2 separate regions of the Homo sapiens genome follow, and region 2 is linked to region 1. A link is an interaction called in ENCODE POLR2A ChIA-PET data of the cell type or tissue named here. Cell type or tissue: GM12878. All regions are shown on one strand. Each heading gives the region's core, and the rest is flanking DNA. Links, peaks and the distances in the headings are about the cores only.

The links. Peaks named below come from ENCODE experiments on the same cell type or tissue, not always from the same donor. Only the 100,000 strongest peaks of a DNase experiment are listed, where the experiment ranks them.
Region 2: POLR2A ChIA-PET joins it to region 1 with 5 read pairs; 2 of 35 experiments call an interaction of 5 or more read pairs at or near these places.

The regions. Positions count from the first base shown.
Region 1 is chrX:44,912,114-44,918,060 of GRCh38, forward strand. The region is part of intron 2 of KDM6A (lysine demethylase 6A); the gene reads left to right. Among named protein-coding and RNA genes, the nearest start is that of KDM6A, 42 kb to the left of the region's middle. In GM12878, for the core only: no CTCF peak of the experiment used is centred there; a DNase peak (open chromatin) is centred at 2,789; H3K27ac peaks cover 309 bases.
Region 2 is chrX:45,098,196-45,104,142 of GRCh38, forward strand. All of the region lies in intron 27 of KDM6A (lysine demethylase 6A), which reads left to right. Among named protein-coding and RNA genes, the nearest start is that of DIPK2B, 100 kb to the right of the region's middle. In GM12878, for the core only: no CTCF peak of the experiment used is centred there; no DNase peak of the experiment used is centred there.

The sequences.
Region 1 (5,947 bases), core at 1,179-5,178:
GCCTTGCTCTCGTTGCCCAGGCTGGAGTGCAATGGCGAGATCTTGGCTCACTGCAACCTTCGCCTCCCAGGTTGAAGTGATTCTGCTGCCTCAGCCTCCCGAGTAGCTGGGACTACAGGCCATGCCACCATGCCCAGTCAGTTTTTTTGTATTTTTAGTAGAGACGGGTTTCTCCATGTTGGTCAGGCTGGTCTCGAACTCTCGACCTCAGGTGATCTGCCCACCTCGGCCTCCCAAAGTGCTGGAACTACAGGCATGAGCCACTGTTCCTGGCCTTTTCATAAACTTTTAAACAGTGTTTATTAGAATTTTCTTTTCCAATCATGACAGTGGGAAGAAATGCATTTTACATCATGATCCACTACACAACACACGTATGTTTTATAGTTGGAAATCCTTTTTCCATAAAACACTACTTGGGAAAAACAGTGCTTCAGAGTGCCAAGGTAATCTCTGTTCATTTGGATTATCATGAATTGCATATCATTGGAATCTAAATTAATGACCTACTGAACAGAGAGGGTTGAGCAAGACATTTGTGGAAAGGACTGTTGAGAAGAATATTTATATTAGGTCCAAAGGCCCTCAGTGAACCTGAGAGAGAATCAGCTTATTTTCCTTTTAAAATAGGTACTAAAATTTCAGAGCAGTTGTCTTTCCTAATAGCTTCGTCTACTTCTGATTGTCACACACTCTCTCTGCACTCCTGCATATTGATTATTATATTGTAACATTTTTACCATCTACCTGGAGGTGAATTAATACATGATTGTGCTAAGAATAAATATACCATGTGTTATACTCAAAGTTTGCAATGTTATCTGCCCTCATTGCTTTTAAGTAAGCCTTTTAATGCTCTAGGCCTTACTTTCCTCATCTGTAAAATAAGGATAATAGTACAGTTGATCTTTGGATAACAAGGGTTTGAACTGCGTGGGCCCACTTACATACGGATTTTCTTCCACACATGCTACCCCTGTAAACAGGAAGAGTAACTTCTCTTTCTGCTCCTCCTCCTCTTCAAAATGGAGATGACGATGATGAAGACCTTTATGGTGATCCACTTCCACTTAAGAATAGAAAATGTATTTTATGTTGCTTATGATTTTCTTAATAATATTTTCTTTTCTCTAGCTTATTGTAAGAATACAGTATATAATACATATACCAAATATGTGTTAACTGTTTTTTTTTTTTTTTTGAGACGGAGTTTTGCTGTTTGTTGCCCAGGCTGGAGTGCAGTGGTGTGATCTTGGCTCACTGCGACCTCCGCCTCCTGGGTTCGAGCGATTCTCCTGTCTCAGCCTCCCGAGTAAATGAGATTACAGGCACTCGCCACCACGTCTGGCTAATTTTTTGTATTTTTTTTTGTAGAGACTGGGTTTCACCATGTTGGCCAGGCTGGTCTCGAACTCCTGACCTCAGGTGATCTGCCCGTCTTGGCCTCCCAAAGTGCTGGGATTACAGACATGAGCCACCATGCCCGGCTGTGTTAACTGTTTATATTATTGGTAAGACTTCTGGTCAACAGTAGGCTATTAGTAGTGTGAGAAATGGGAAAGTTCTTCAAAGACTATAAAAAGTCACAATTTCTTACTATAAGATTGCTATCCACTATTTGTGTGTGTGCGTATATATATATATATGTATACGCACACACACATATATTCCATATCAGCTGTCCTAGCTTGCTCCAGCATGCCTGGGCAGAACTAGACAAGTCCCAGCCCATAGTGCATGCCATTCCTTATTTGAAGATGCGTCCTTAACTATCCCTGGACAACTTCCTTTTCTTTCTTTCTTCTGTTCCCCTTACCCAATTAAAAAAGTTTTAAACCAGTAGCCAATTGGGTAAAGTGTAAAATGTGAGATCCTATTTCAGCCAATGGAAACTGGACACAGCAGTAGGATCGATGTGTCAGGTTATAAATAACCCTGTCTCCTTTGTTTGGTGTGCTCTCCTGGCTGGACAGCTTATTTAGTAGCACCCTTTCTGCAGAAAGTAAAGCTCGCCTTTCTGAGAGATCATTTGTTCCCGCATTAATTCTTTTTTTGTGACACCAAAAACTTTATTCCCAACACTAGTTATGTTTTGGGGGAGTCAAAAGTTACATGTGAATTTTCAGCTGTGCTGGGGGGGTCAGCACGCCTATCTGCCTCGTTATTTAAGGGTCATTTGTACTTACCTCATAGGTTTCTGTGAATTAAATGAGCTAAGGCATGTAAAGTGCACCGTACTTAGCAGTGAGTAAATGTTGTTAATAATTAACAATTCTGATAATCTACTTGGTGAACAAGAATAGGATATGTTAGAATGATGTCTCATATATGTTAATGCAGAAGTTTTTTATGTCTCAGATAAGTTTTTTAGGTAGATAAAGGAAATGAAGGAAATGATTCCAGGAAGAGCACTGTGTCAGGAGTGAATCATAAGAAAGATGTTACTATTAGGTTGTGGATTCTAGGTATTCTTTGGGATGTTTCTTTTTCATATGTTCCCTGACCCTATCCCTAGACTTTGCCACTTACCAGCTGTGAGACTGTGGATAGGCTAAACTACTCATCAAAGTACCAGTTTTTGTAAGTTATTTACTTTTGGAAAAGAACCAGATGTAATTCAAAGTTTTCTCTGTAATACCACCCTTCTTATTTACATCTAGTATACTTTCTTGAGTGGTTGGACAAAGTGGGTGGCATTAGCAAAGCTAGCTTGGAACTGAGCATAATACTGGATACTCTTGTGAGAGTATGTCTGAAGTGAGAGCATTCTGTGGCCAAAAAGTCATACAGCCACTGTCTTACACTATTTTCTTGGGTTAATTTTTGACCCATAGTGGTAAACCTAGTTATGAGTCTGTCCTGCTACATTTACATTCTGTGTTGATAGAAACATTTGGAGCTGGCTAGGCTTTTCTAGAATCTAGACAACTGCTTTAGTCAGTTGTACATTGTGGATGTTTCCTAAGCATTGACCCTAGCTCCAAGGTTTTTTTCTTGCCATTAGTCATCTGCTTAGTATGAAAATTCTGTGAGCGGTGATAATACGGTGAATATGTAGAAAAATGGCTATTTATTTTAACCTTTTTTAATGTTGCTGGTCATAAGTTTATGTTGCTACTTCTTTTTAAATGAACAAGAACAGAAAGGGCACAAACTTTAGTTTTGGAAAATGTAGGTATTGTAGCTAAAAATGACATCCCTCTGTTCCAATGCTGGAAAAAGTGACATTTCTCCTTTTCTGAGACCTAGCCCAATTTATTGCTTGTGTTCATCACCCTCTGGTATTGTACACCAGTGGCTGGCCTTGGATCTGTATTCTCCCTGTTGGAGATAAGAAATATCTGCTGTCATGAAAAAACCTTTTATCGTAGAAGAGCGGTATAGCTAATCTGCTTTGTAATAGAGTAGTGTACGCTCTTATCCACGGTTTCACTTTGTGTGGTTTCAGTTGACCTGTGGTTAACTGCAGTCAGAAAATATTAAATGGAAAGTTCCAGAAACTCCTAAGTTTTAGATTGCACCCTTTTCCGAGTAGCATGATGAAATCTCGCACTGTCCTGCCTAGGAGGTGAATTATCCCTTTGTCCAGCTTATCTACACTGTTTACACTGCCCACTGTTAGTCCACTTAGTAGCCGTCTGAGTTATCAGATTGACCGTGGTGGTATCAAAGTGCTTGTGTTCAAGTAACCCTTATTTGACTTGATAATGACCCCAAAACACAAGAGAAGTGATGCTGTCAATTTGGATATGACAAAGATAAGCCATGAAGTGCTTCCTTTTAATGAACAGGAGAAAGTACTTAATAAGGAAAGAAAAAAATCATATACTGAAGTTCATCACAAGAAGAACGGTGAGTACAGTGCAATACAATATTTAGAGAGAAAGACCACATTGACATAACTTTTATCGTAATTTATTGTTATAATCGTTCTATTTTATTAGTTATTGTTAATCTATTGTGCCTAGTTTATAAGTTAAATGTTATAGGCATGTATGTATAGGAAAAAACATAATATATATAGGGTTCTGTACTATCTAAGGCTTTAGGCATTCACTGGGGTCTTGGAACATTTCCTCTGTGAATAAGGGGGACTACTGTATTTTTTGATGCCCTTTTTCCCATAAAGGACTGGGGCATCTTTCATAAACATATACTTAATGTTCATTGTTGACCAAGCAGGCTAGAAATAGTAAGTAGTCTTCTGTGGGGAGGAATACTTGTGCCCTTATGACTATATTCTGTCAAAAGGATAGATTTCATAGTAATGTTTGAGGGAAGAAAGAAAGGAAGGAAGGAAAGAAGGATCTGTAGCAATTTACTTATCAACACTGAACTTTTTGAATTAAATTTTCCCCCTATGCTTTGGCTGCCTTTACTGTTTAAAAGAGGAAAGAATGAGAAAGTTAAAGAAAAATGCAACTTTTTTCTTGCTAATGTGTGTTTCCTTAGACTGCCCATCCCTCACTGCTATATACTTTAGTAGTATACCATATTTTCTCTGTAGTGTCATGCATTTTTCTATTTTTTAAAAAATTATTTTTTTTATTTAGAGACCGGGTCTCACTGTCACCTAGGCTGGAGTGCAGTGGCGTGATCATGGCTCACTGCAGGCTCGACCTCCTAGGCTCAAGCAATCCTCCCACCTCAGCCTTCCTAGTAGCTGAGACTACAGGTGCACACTACAACACCTGACTAATTTTAAAATTTTTTGTAGGGACAGGGTCCCACTGTGTTGCCCAGGCTGATCTTGAACTCTTGGGCACAAGCGATCCTCCTGCCTCAGCCTCCCCAAAGTGTTGGGATTACAGGCTCATGAGCTATGGTGCCCAGCCCATCTTACCATTTTAAAATTTTGTCTTTCCTGCATGATTGCTATTTCTGTGATGACACGGTCTGTCTATATACTCACTTTTTTTTTTTTTTTAATTTAAGTAGAGTTGCGCTCTGTTGCCAGGCTAGAGTGCTGTGGCCCGATCTTGGCTCACTGCAACCTCCACCTCCCAGGTTCAAGCGATTCTCCTGCCTCAGCCTCCCTAGTAGCTGGAATTAACAGGCACGTGCCACCATCCCCGGCTAATATTTGTATTTTTAGTAGAGATAGGGTTTCACCATGTTTGCCAGGCTGGTCTCGAACTCTTGACCTCAAGTGATCTGCCTGCCTTGGCCTCCCAAAGTGCTGGGATTACAAGGGTGAGCCACGGAGCCCAGCCATATTTTCTTGATCATATTTGTGATAGCACAGTAGAATTGTCTCTTTAAGTGTCCCCACCCCTCAACACACACATACCTTGAGAGAGCATGAATCTTTTATCCCTTTATTTCCTCAGTTTGTTGTAATAACAGATGTGTTATATCTGTGTAGTAAATGTTCAAACGTAGGTTAAATTCTTTTTCATTTAAAAATGATGACAAGATTGTTACATTTTGGTCTTTTTCTGATGTGAGCTGTTTATATGAGTTGACCTTTTCTGTCCAGAAGGAATAGAAAACATACTGGCAATGTGGGTAGGTTTTATTCCTCCTGCGCTTCCTTATATGAGATAGGCAGAAGAAATAGTATAGTATTCTTATTTTACATATGAGGAAACAAAGGTTCAGAGTGTTTTAAGTGGCTTTACTAAGATCTCACAGTTACCAGATGGTGGAGCTGGAACTTAAACCAAGGTTTGTTAAGTTTTATTTTTAATCTGAGTTTTAAGGCTGTTATTGGGGTTTTATTTTTAATCTGAGTTTTAAAGCTTTTAGTTTAGTTAATAATGTCTAGTTAAGCAAAAGTATCGCATTCTTGCAATTCTTAAAATTAAGTTTGTCTTTAAAATTACATGTAAAGTTACATTTAAAGTTAAAGATATTAAAGTGTGAAACCTAAAGCACAACTGGACATATTCTTGAGTGAATGTAATGGCTTTTCTTTGTGACTTTACAGTGTCTTATACCAAGGGAA
Region 2 (5,947 bases), core at 917-4,916, 190 kb after region 1:
TCAGGTAGACTTCACATTGGCAATGACTGCCAATGAGAAGTCTTTATCATTTTTAATATTTTAAATAATGGTCAAATTTGCATGTTGGATCACTTGGTAGCAAGATGAAGCATTAAATGGAAGGCAGAAGATTTAGAGACATAAATTAGAAGGTAATTGCTCCAGTTCAGACAAAAGGAGAGACAAAGATTAGAGGGTAAAATAGACTACACTTGGTAATTGATTGGTGGTAGAGTTGAGCGAGAAATCTGTATCGCTGGACTTTGGCTTGGGCCAGACAGTGGAACATTTGTGCTTGTTGTTGAAACTGGAGATAAAGAAGAAATGAGTTGGGTGTAGAGAATGATGGTTATCAACTTGACTAGCTTTAGACATGCAGAACTTGAATTGCTCCTACAAGATTTAAGTTGAAATTTCTATTAAATAACAGCTAGATGGATGTATGGTTCTATTGCTTAGAAAAGGAGTCTGAGATAATACATTTGTAGCCCTCAGCTGGCTGATAGGCAATCACTGCTAAGGTATTAGCTGTTGAGTTTTCCGAACCATTAGTTATTTTTAAGGTAGAGCAGTGCCCATACAAAGAAATGAATAAAGGAAAACTTTAAGATCAAGGGTACTGATCTCCTTTAATTCATTCAACTATGATGGTTTTTCTAGGTTAATATATCTAGTCTCCTTTAAAATATATAAAATTTACATGTATAACACATCACTGCCCTCCTCCCCAACTTGTTTATACTTTTTCCTCCAACTTTTACTTTGAAATTTCTTAAACCTACAAAAAAAGTTGAAAGAGTAGTACAGCGAATACCTGTGTAACCTCATCTGGATTCATCAGTTAAGTTTTTGCCACATTTATTTAGCGGTCTCTGTATACACATACATGCTTGCACGTGCTTTTTCATATGAGCTCTATGAAAAAGTAATTTGCAGACATCATGACATATCACTTCAGATACTTCATCCTGCATCTTAAGAATAAGGTTATTCTCCTACATACCTGTAATACGATTTACCATATCTAGGAAATAAGAAATTCCATAGTATGAGTTAATACACAGTCCACATTTAGATTTCCCCAACTATCCAAAAATGTCTTTTTTTTTTTTTAAGCACTTGCCTCTCCCTATTGAATTAAGGTTCACATTTAATTGAATATGTAGTCATTGTGTCTTCTTTAGTCTCTTAAACCTACGAAAGTCTTTTTTTAATGACATTTTCTTCTTGAAGACAGCAGACCTTTGTGTTGTGCAGAGTTCTACATTCTGGATTTGTTTTCTCATAATTGTATTTAGGGTAAATTTTTGACAAAAACTACTAATGATGTTTACTTTTGTTAAACTCCTGCCTCACTCCAGTATAAACTATGTCAGAGATATCTTCCTTAGTGGGTCCTGAGTAAATTAAGTTTTACTTTAAAAAGGCAATTTTAAAACTTAAAATTAGGGGTGAGGAGATTATTGTTACTTTCTAGTCCATCTTTTTCATAGTATATGGTTTTTATCCTGTGGCTTTAATTTTACGACTGGTAGATTAAGATTTAAAAGAAACCCTCACTGGGTGCGGTGGCTCACGCCTATAATCCCAACACTTTGGGAGGCCAAGTCGGGCAGATCACAAGGTCAGGAGATCGAGACCATCCTGGCTGACATGGTGAAACCCCGTCTCTACTAAAACTACAAAAAATTAGCTGGGTGTGGTGGCACACGCCTGTAGTCCCAGCTACTTGGGAGGCTTAGGCAGGAGAATCACTTGAACTCGGGAAGTGGAGGTTGCAGTGAGCCGAGATTGTGCCACTGCACTCTAGTCTGGGCGACGGAGCAAGACTCTGTCTCAAAAAAAAAAAAAACCCCTCTGCAAATTCATGATTCCCATTTTAAGGTATTTGAGATACAGTACTTTGGGTTATATTTTATTTTTCTCTTTGTACAATACTAAGACGCTTTACGTCATTTTCATAAGACTCATACATTCCTTGTTTTGCCTCTGAAGTATTTTTTTTAACAGGACATTTGAAAGGAATCAAGTGTTAGTGCAGGAGATGAGCTCTGCAGACTGTTGGTACTGATGAGAGTTCCCTGTAGATAACAGGCTTTCAGAATAAATAGACTTACAGGTGCAGTTGATAAAGCCGACCCCCAGCAAATATGCCATAAGTTGTTACAGTCATGTTGGACTGTTGTCAAGTTAGTGCAATGGTAGTATGTTTTCAATACATTGGAAACTTTGGTTTATTCACCAGCAACTTTGTGAGTTCACTTAAATCACCACGATAAGTAATTTAGTAAATTTTAAAATATGTCAAAAACAGAATGCCAAGGAGTGCATTTTCCTCTGAAAAGTTTAATGTTAGGAAGTCTCAGATTTAGGAGGAGCATATCAAATAGTATGCTGAGGAGTAGAAAGTTAATTTTGAGGATACACATTCATTTGTCTTACGCCCCTGTAATCTGCCAGACACTAACACATTCTAAAAATGCTAATAACATATAAGCCAATGTTTGAAAATAAATTCTCTTCAATTTCAACAGTGCCAAGCTCATTGAAAACCACTCTTGCACAAACTTAATTTCTTGTCATATTATTTTGTTATTCTTTTGACCATCTTATAAAGCACTGTTTTATATTTTTTCTTTTTCTTTCTTCTTTTTTTTTTTAATTAAAAAAATAAAGACAGGATCTCCCCATGTTGCCCAGGCTGGTCTCAAACTCCTGGGCTCAAGGGATCCCCCTGCCTCGGCCTCCCAAAGTGCTAGGATTAACAGGCATGAGCCACCATGCCTGGCCAATATTTCAGTTTTTAAATGTGCCATCTTATATGCACAATGTTAATGTTTTATGTGCTTTCTCTGTGCCTTTTGTGTATATGTGATCACTATGTGTTCGATGTTTGCCCATCCATTTTTATTTTCCTAAGTCTTAGAGTCTATGCTATTTAATATCCCAGTAAGATATTACAGGAAGGGCAGCATTGTGTAGTTTCTGGAATCCAATCTGCCTTCATATCTTAGCTTCTTCATTTATTGGCTGGGGAACTGCGGACAGATTGCTAAACCTATTAGTCTTTATTTCCTCTTCTGAAAAATGGGGATAATACTGTCTTTCTAAAATAACTTTTATGACTGTTATGTGAGTCTTAGCATACGATAAGCATTCAGTAAATGGTAGTTGTTGTAATTATTATTATTTTATAGAAACCCCAATTACCTTCTATTTTTTTAATTAATATTCTTGGACCTAGTGTAGTGCTTCTCAAATGTGGACAATTTTTCCTCCCCCCACTTTCCTTTCCCAGGGGACATATGCCAATATCATGACTTGAGTGGGAGAGATGCTACTAGCTTTTTTGAGTAGAGATTAGGAATGCTGCTATTAAATATCCTGCAGGGCACAAGACAGCTCCCCATAACAAAGAATTACCATACCAATAGTGCTGAGATTGAAAAACCCTTATCTAATCTAATGGAATCCAGACTAAACACCTTTTGAATAACTTTATTTCATTTTCTTTTTGGTGTGTTAACTATTATACTTTGAGTTGGCATTCATCATACAATTTTTTCAAATTAAATAACTTTAATTTAGTAATTATATGATTATTTTAATACAGTTTAGGAATTTGACATGTCAAGTTCAAATAATTAACATTTATTGAGCATTAACTGCCAGGCACAAGTCTAAGCATTTTATATAACATATGTAATCCTCATAACAGCACTGTAAGTTAAATATCCCCTTTTTTCAGCTGAGGAAACTGAGGCACAGAGGTGTGCAGCTGGAATTTGAACCCAGACAGTCTAGGTATAGAATCTGCTCTTGCCCACTCTACAGCTCTTTCTATGGTCTCTTAAAGGCTCTAATCCTAAAAACACAGTGATTCGTGAAGTTGATATTTTACCAGTCTATTGAAAAATACACTACAAATCTGAGACATTGGTTTTAATTTTGACACTTACGAAGTAAGAGGTTTGCACTGGTTCTCTCACTTGCTGATCACAAGAATCACCTGGAACTCTTATTAAAATAGGTTTTCAGAGCTCTATGCAAAGAACTCTGGGAACCTTTTTCATGGTGGCCTAGTGAATCTTATCAGACAAATTAGGTCTTTTTTAGAACTAAGAATTTCTTTGCTCCCTTTTCTTTCACATACATTATAGGTTATTACCTTACCTACCTACATAAAATATACTTTATCACAAACACAGAATTTCAAAATGTAAATTAAAGCGAACTCATAAGTATTAACTCCCTTTTCTCTTTGATTCCCTTATTTAAATGGATAAATATGGTGTTATACAACTCTTTAGTCCACACCCATTTGACCTAATAATGGACCAAGATTTTTCCAACACTATGCGTAGATAATGGTATAGCCATAAAGACCAGTCCATAGTTAGCATTGATCCTAGTGATGTAGTGCTGTAGTCCTGGTGGTCTTCTAATACTCTGTTGGGTTTGATATATAATGCTTTTTGATAACAATGACCAAACAAAATCTAAAAATTCTAAAACTGCATTCTCATGGTTAATATATATGTATTTGCTTTCATGCTTTTTTCCCCCCATCTAGGAGCTTAAAGTTCTTAAGATATGCGTTTTTTCATTGACTGAGACCTTGATTTTCAGCCATGTGGTTGGTGTAAATAAAACTGTTAGATGCCTTATTGACATTCATATACCCACTATTGTCCTAGGAGAACACAACCCTGGAGTGACAGGTGGCAAGAGAGTTTTCAGAGCTCATATGTTGGCTTGCTTTTCCTGCATGGCTCTTTCAGTAAGGGAGACTAGGCAGAGCAAGGCACCTCTTGGTGTTCGTTAAGTTATCTACTTCTCAGTGGCTGAGACTGTTACCATAAAGCATTTAAAAGTGCAGTACCAAGTTAACCCATATTTCATCTATCTTCACATTGATATTTGGTAACTTACTTTGGAAACTGAGTCACATTGCCATTAGAATGTCAGAGTAACCCCCAGTGTTGTCTTAACTTTGATGTAATATAATATTATTATGGCTTCATTCCTGTTACTTCCTGCCCCAGAAACGTCATGCGAAGATTAAAATCTTGTAAGAACAGTTGTTTGTTCCCCAAAGAAGCCCCCATACTACCTTCTTGTGGCATTCTTTCTGTACCGAGTGTGCCTTCCCCCAACTCTTTTTCCTGTTCATAATCAATTAAGTAAATTGATTCAGAAATTTCAACTTCTGTTTGAAAACTTATGTGATTCTCTACCTCCCCTCACCTGAAGATGATCTCTCGCTCTCCTTTTAGTATCCATAGCATACTATGTTTATTTTTTGCCTAATGTCCTCATGTATTGATTTATGAATATATTGTGCATTAATTGCCCATAAATATAAGGCTTTTGATAATTTGTCTACATATTATTTTATTCAGTTCTCTTGTTCTAATATTGCAAGTGTATTTTCATTCTATTCCCTGTGTGAAGTTGTTCTCTAAAATTCTATCGCTCTTTAAGCTTCATCTTTGCAGATCACTTTTTGGTTGGATTAGATTCTAGTATATAACCTCAAATATGCCAAGCTCTCAATCAGCTTCTTCCTCATGGTTTTCTTCCATTCTGGAACTTCCTTTGTCCCCTGCCTTTTTGTGTAGTCTTTCATCGAAACAACTAAAAACAGGGATTGGGTCCTGAAACCAATACTGATCCTTAAACGTCAAAGAATTTCCTGCTTTTCTAGCTGTTGAAATCATTTTTGACCTTGTTTCTAAAGTACACGTATGCAAAATAGCATTTTCCATCTTCTATGTGTTTACACCTTTTGCAAATGATTTATTCTTCTGTTTTTAGCAAATTGAATTCTTTTTTTTTTTTTTTTTGAGACGGAGTTTCGCTCTTGTTGCCCAGGCTGGAGTGCAATGGTGCGATCTCGTCTCACCACAACCTCCACCTCCCGGATTCAAGCAATTCTTCTGCCTCA